Regions from separate parts of the Homo sapiens genome. Here region 2 is linked to region 1. Evidence: chromatin loops called from intact Hi-C (ENCODE). Cell type or tissue: GM12878. All regions are shown on one strand. Links, peaks and the distances in the headings refer to the core of each region. The heading gives the core; the rest is flanking DNA.

The links. A loop is a pair of places that touch in the nucleus more often than their neighbours do. Peaks named below come from ENCODE experiments on the same cell type or tissue, not always from the same donor. Only the 100,000 strongest peaks of a DNase experiment are listed, where the experiment ranks them.
Region 2: it touches region 1 in a loop (2.0-fold over the local background); 4 of 110 quality-filtered maps call a loop at or near these places.

Annotation. Positions count from the first base shown.
Region 1 is chr3:32,901,955-32,904,866 of GRCh38, forward strand. No RefSeq gene overlaps it. Among named protein-coding and RNA genes, the nearest start is that of CCR4, 48 kb to the right of the region's middle. RefSeq lists silencers at 929-1,008, 1,050-1,205, 1,229-1,388. In GM12878, for the core only: CTCF peaks have their summits at 247 and 1,267 (motif pointing left); no DNase peak of the experiment used is centred there; H3K4me3 peaks cover 430 bases.
Region 2 is chr3:32,811,814-32,814,725 of GRCh38, forward strand. No RefSeq gene overlaps it. Among named protein-coding and RNA genes, the nearest start is that of TRIM71, 4.7 kb to the right of the region's middle. In GM12878, for the core only: no CTCF peak of the experiment used is centred there; a DNase peak (open chromatin) is centred at 1,506.

The sequences.
Region 1 (2,912 bases), core at 183-2,682:
GGCCCGGCGTGGTGGCTCACACCTGTAATCCCAGCACTTTGGGAGACCCAGGTGGGTGGATCACCTGAGGTCAGGAGTTCAAGACCAGCTTGACGAACATGGTGAAACCCTGTCTCTACTAAAAATACAAAAAAATTACCTAGGTGTGGTGGCTGGCACATGCATGTAATCCCAGCTACTCAGGAGGCTGAGGCAGGAGAATTGCTTGAATCTGCAAGGCGGAGGTTGCAGTGAGCCTAGATGGCGCCACTGGACTCCAGCCTGGGTGACAGTGAGACAACGTCTGAAAAAAAAAAAAAAAAAAAAAAAAAAAAAAGACTTTCATGTCTCCCAAGCAACAATCCAAATTTTTAAAATTTAATTAATGAGGACTAGAATAAAACACTGGAAGCATATACTCTGGTGGAATATTCAGACAATTCAACTTTTAGAGACTAGCATTTTTTTGGTCTAGGTATACTTTACACACAATAAATTTCACACATTTTAGAACATGGTTCTGTGAATTTTGACAAAAACACAATCACATAACCAACACAACAAGCACCATCAGGGCAGAAAAGCCAACTTGGCTTCCTAAAGGAGACAGAAACGAATGTCTCGTTAGTTTCATGGTCATTATCCATGAGATTGTAATACATGCTTAACCTGTCAAAATGAGAGGTGACAGCGTGCTGGCAGTCCTCAGAGCCCTCGCTTGCTCTTGGCGCCTCCTCTGCCTGGGTTCCCACTTTGGCGGCACTTGAGGAGCCCTTCGGCCCGCCGCTGCACTGTGGGAGCCCCTTTCTGGGCTGGCCAAGGCCAGAGCCGGCTCCCTCAGCTTGCAAGGAGGTGTGGAGGGAGAGGCGCGAGCAGGAACCAGGGCTGCGAGCAGCGCTTGCGGGCCAGCTGGAGTTCTGGGTGGGCGTGGGCTTGGCGGGCCCCGCACTCGGAGCGGCCCGCCGGCCCTGCCCGCCCCGGGCAGTGAGGGGCTTAGCACCCGGGCCAGCGGCTGCGGAGGGTGTACTGGGTACCCCAGCAGTGCCGGCCCACAGGCGCTGCGCTCAATTTCTCGCCGGGCCTTAGCTGCTTTCTCACGGGGCAGGCCTCGGGACTGCAGCCCGCCATGCCTGAGCCTTCCCCCGCCTCCATGGGTTCCTGTGCAGCCCGAGCTTCCCCGACGAATGCCGCCCCCTGCTCCACGGCGCCCAGTCCCATCGACCGCCCAAGAGCTGAGGAGTGCGAGCGCATGGCGCGGGACTGGCAGGCAGCTCCACCTGCAGGCAGCTCCACCTGCAGCAACCCCCTGCGGGATCCACTGGGTGAAGCCAGCTGGGCTCCTGAGTCTGGTGGGGACGTGGAAAGTCTTTATATCCAGCTCAGGGATTGTAAACACACCAATCAGCACCCTGTGTTTAGCTCAAGGTTTGTGAATGCACCAATCGGCACTCTGTATCTAGCTGCCCTGGTGGGGACGTGGAGAACCTTTATGTCTAGCTCAGGGATTGTAAATACACCAATCAGCACCCTGTGTTTAGCTCAAGGTTTGTGAGTGCACCAATCGACACTCTGTATCTAGCTGCTCTGGTGGGGCCTTGGAGAACATTTATGTCTAGCTCAGGGATTGTAAATACACCAATCAGCACCCTGTGAGTGCACCAATCGACACTCTGTATCTAGCTGCTCTGGTGGGGCCTTGGAGAACCTTTATGTCTAACTCAGGGATTGTAAATACACCAATTGGCACTCTGTATCTAGCTCAAGGTTTGTAAACACACCAATCAGCACCCTGTGTTTAGCTCAAGGTTTGTGAATGCACCAATCGACACTCTGTATCTAGCTGCTCTGGTGGGGCCTTGGAGAACCTGTGTGTGGAAACTCTGTATCTAACTAATCTGATGGGGATGTGGAGAACCTTTGTATCTAGCTCAGGGATTGTAAACGCACCAATCAGTGCCCTGACAAAACAGGCCACTCGGCTCTACCAATCAGCAGGATGTGGGTGGGGCCAGATAAGAGAATAAAAGCAGGCTGCTTGGGTCACCTTCCACAGTGTGGAAGGTTTGTTCTTTTGCTCTTTGCAATAAATATTGCTACTGCTCGCTTTTTGGGTCCACGCTGCTTTTATGAGCTGTAACATTCACTGTGAAGATCTGCAACTTCACTCTTGAGCCCAGCAAGACCACGAGCCCCCCCAGGAGGAATGAACAAGTCCAGACGCGGTACCTCAAGAGCTGTAACGCTCACCGCAAAGGTCTGCAGCTTCACTCCTGAACCAGTGAGACCACAAACCCACCAGAAAGAACAAACTCCAAACACATCTAAATATCAGAAGGGACAGACTCCAGACTCACCATCTTAAGAGCTGTAACACTCACCGCGAGGGTCTGCGGCTTCATTGTTAAAGTCAGTGAGACCAAGAACCCGCCGATTCCGGACACAAGAATGTTATCATTTTTACAAAATGATTGGTCTTTATTGTTAAACTATCATTGTCAATAAAACAAAGTTCCAGATTTAAAAAGACCAAAGAGAGAGAAAAAAGACAAAAAGGACATGGCAACCAGTGCAATACTGTACATAATCTTGCTAAAAGAACCATTTATGGCCAGGCGCGGAGGCTCATGCCTGTAATCCCAGCACTTTGGGAGGCCGAGGCGGGTGGATCACGAGGTCAGGAGATTGAGACCATTCTGATTAACACGGTGAAACCCCGTCTCTACTAAAAATACAAAAAATTAGCCGGGCGTGGTGAGCGCCTGTAGTCCCAGCTGCTTGAGAGGCTGAGGCAGGAGAATGGCGTGAACCCGGCAGCCGAGGCTTGCAGTCAGCTGAGATGGTGCCACTGCACTCCATTGAGCCTGGGCGACAAAGCAAGACTGTGTCTCAAAAAAAAAAAAAAAATTTACAACTGGAAAATGAACAGTAGATTA
Region 2 (2,912 bases), core at 135-2,634, 90 kb before region 1:
GCAAGACTACAACTTTCTATTATGGAGGGGAAGGAGGATGTGGTTTGTTGTGTGAGATGTTGAGGTCCAGGGGAGAGTAGTGATTAGACAATGACAAACTTAAGTGTCGGCAGGCAGTTTGCAAACCACTCTGCTGAATACCAATTATTACACTTTTTTTTTTGGTCTTTTTTTCCCCCCTCTTTCTGTGGAGAATGAGGTCTCGCTATATTGCCCAGGCAGGTCTCGAACTCCTGGGCTCAAGCTATCCTCCCGCCTCTGCCTCCATAAGAGCTGGGATTATAGGTGTGAGCCACTGCACCCGGTGAATACCAATGATTAAAAAACAGTGAACGGCTGGGTGCGGTGGCTCATCCCTGTAATCCCAGCACTCTGGGAGGCCGAGGCGGGCGGATCACAAGGTCAGAAGATTGAGACCATCCTGGCTAAGATGGTGAGACCCTGTCTCTACTAAAAAATACAAAAAAAATTAGCCGGCCATGGTGGCGGGCGCCTGTAGTCCCAGCTACTCGGGAGGCTGAGGCAGGAGAATGGCGTGAACCCGGAAGGTGGAGCTTGCAGTGAGCATACATCGCGCCACTGCACTCCAGCCTGGGCGACAGAGCAAGACTCCGTCTCAAAAAAAAAAAAAAAAAAAAAGCAGTGAACATGGGGCCCGGCGCCATGGCTCACGCCTGTAATCCCAGCACTTTGAGAGGCCGAGGCAGGTGGATCACGAGGTCAGGAGCTCGAGACCAGCCTGGCCAGCATGGTGAAACCCCATCTCTATTAAAAATACAAAAAAATTAGCCGGGCATGGTGGCACGCTCCTGTAGTCCTAGCTACTTGAGAGGCTAAGGCAGGAGAATTGCTTGAACCTGGGAGGTAGAGGTTGCAATGAGCAAAAATCACGCCACTGCACTCCAGCCTGGGCAACAGGGCGATACTCCATCTCAAAAAAATAAAAATAAAAACAAAAAACAAACAAAACAAAAAAAAGTGAACATTTATAGCTTGGTACTATACTAAGCACTGTACATTTAGTAACTCATTTAACCCTGATAGTCAGGTACCTGTATCATTCCCATTACATGGATTAAAAATTTGAGGCACCGAAGGGTTAAGCAACTTGTCCAAAGCTCCAGTTAAGCGTGGTGGAGCTCTCAAGTCTGTAGTCCCAGTACTTTGGGTGGCTGAGGCAGCAGGATTGCTTGAGGCCAGGAGTTTGAGACCAGCCTGGGCAACACAGTAAGACCTTGTCTCTAAAAAAAAGAAAAAAGGAAAAAAAAGAAAAAAAGGGTAGTGGAGCTGAAGTGTTAGTTTAGCTGAGTTCTGTAGTTAACCACCAAAGCTAGATATTTACTTTTACCTTTTATATGTGCAATTCAAGTTTCTCTATTCTAATTTATAAAGTTCTAGGTGACTAGAGCTCCCATGATATCATCTGACATGTTGCTGTTCTGGACTCAGGGTTGTTGAAAGCAGCTGACACACTCTGTTAATGATTCCAAGGCCAGAGTCAGGCTGCAGTGAAGAGTTGGCCTGGTGTGTAAGAACTCCATCCCCCCTAACCGGCAGGATGCAGGCAATGATTCAGTAGGTTAGGCTGGTTCCCCCCATCCCATCCCCTCACCCCCTGCCATCGTTCAAAATAGTAATTATGATGTAATGTTTAATGTTTAAAAAAATACTCTGGTGATTTATGGACTTAAAAACTATCTGAATGCACCCTGAGGATGATGGTGAAAGGTGCAATTTTGACATCAAAACAAGTGGGTGCATCTAATATTTAATTAAAGGATCAGATGAAGAAAGCAGATGCGAAGTCGCTCAGATGGAAATGTGGCCTAACCCCCAACCCAAGGTCTGAGAGAGTGACAGAAGCTAGTGTCACCTTTGAATACAAAACATGGCTACAGATGAATTCAAGAAAGAATGAAAATGTATTGCTTATATAATTTTAGGGCTAGTTTCTTTTTTTTCTTTCTTTTTTTTTTTTTTACGAGGCGGAGTCTTGCTCTGTCACACAGGCTGGAGTTCAGTGGCAGGATCTCAGCTCACTGCAACCTCCGGCTCCCGGGTTCAAGCAATTCTCTTGCCTCAGCCTCCCGAATAGCTGGGATTACAGGCGCCTGCCACCACACACGGCTAGTTTTTTGTACCTTTAGTTTCTTTTTAGTTAATTATTAAAATACAAGATGATTTATTTTCAGGATTCTTGAAGGCATATAGACTCCCTTTCAAATGTAAATGAGTGGAGGAAAAACTGGAAGCCTGCGTCCTCCTCCTTTGCTAACAAAGGGTGTTTATTAGCTAGGATGGCAATGAAAAATTTAATACAACGTAGTTTATAGCAGTGGACTGTGTCTTTGGCTCCTCATCTGGATGTGTAGCTCTGGCTCCTCATGGATAAGCTGTATAAAGCCTTATTAGATTCAAATACTAACCGTCGCTATGCCATATTAAAAAAAATCATTATAGCTATAAGCTGTATTTCTTATATAAGTGGGGTTAAATTGGTTGACTTAAAGATTTCCCCCTTTGCTACCAGTGCTAAAAAATTGTCTTAACCAAAATTAGGAATGTGCTAATTTAACAATTTACACTACAGGCCTGCTTCCTGGCAATGTGCTGTCAATTCAAGAAAAGAAAGAAGGAAAGCTACTTCACGATGAGAAATCAAACCTCACCCCCACTTCTCGCTCTCTCTTTTCTTCCTTTTTTTTTTTTTCCTCTGAGCAATGGTCCCCAGGAAACAAACCCACAAACCGCTGTCAAGTTTGATTCCTCTTTCTGGAGTTACAGCCTTCCTGCTCCTCCGTGATGGCTCAGCTGAAGTACCACCTCTGCTACTCGTTTTCAAAATACATGTTGAGTCTTAGGACCAGGAGGACGATTGAGGTTTTTTTTCCTTGTCATCTTTCTTTTCTTTT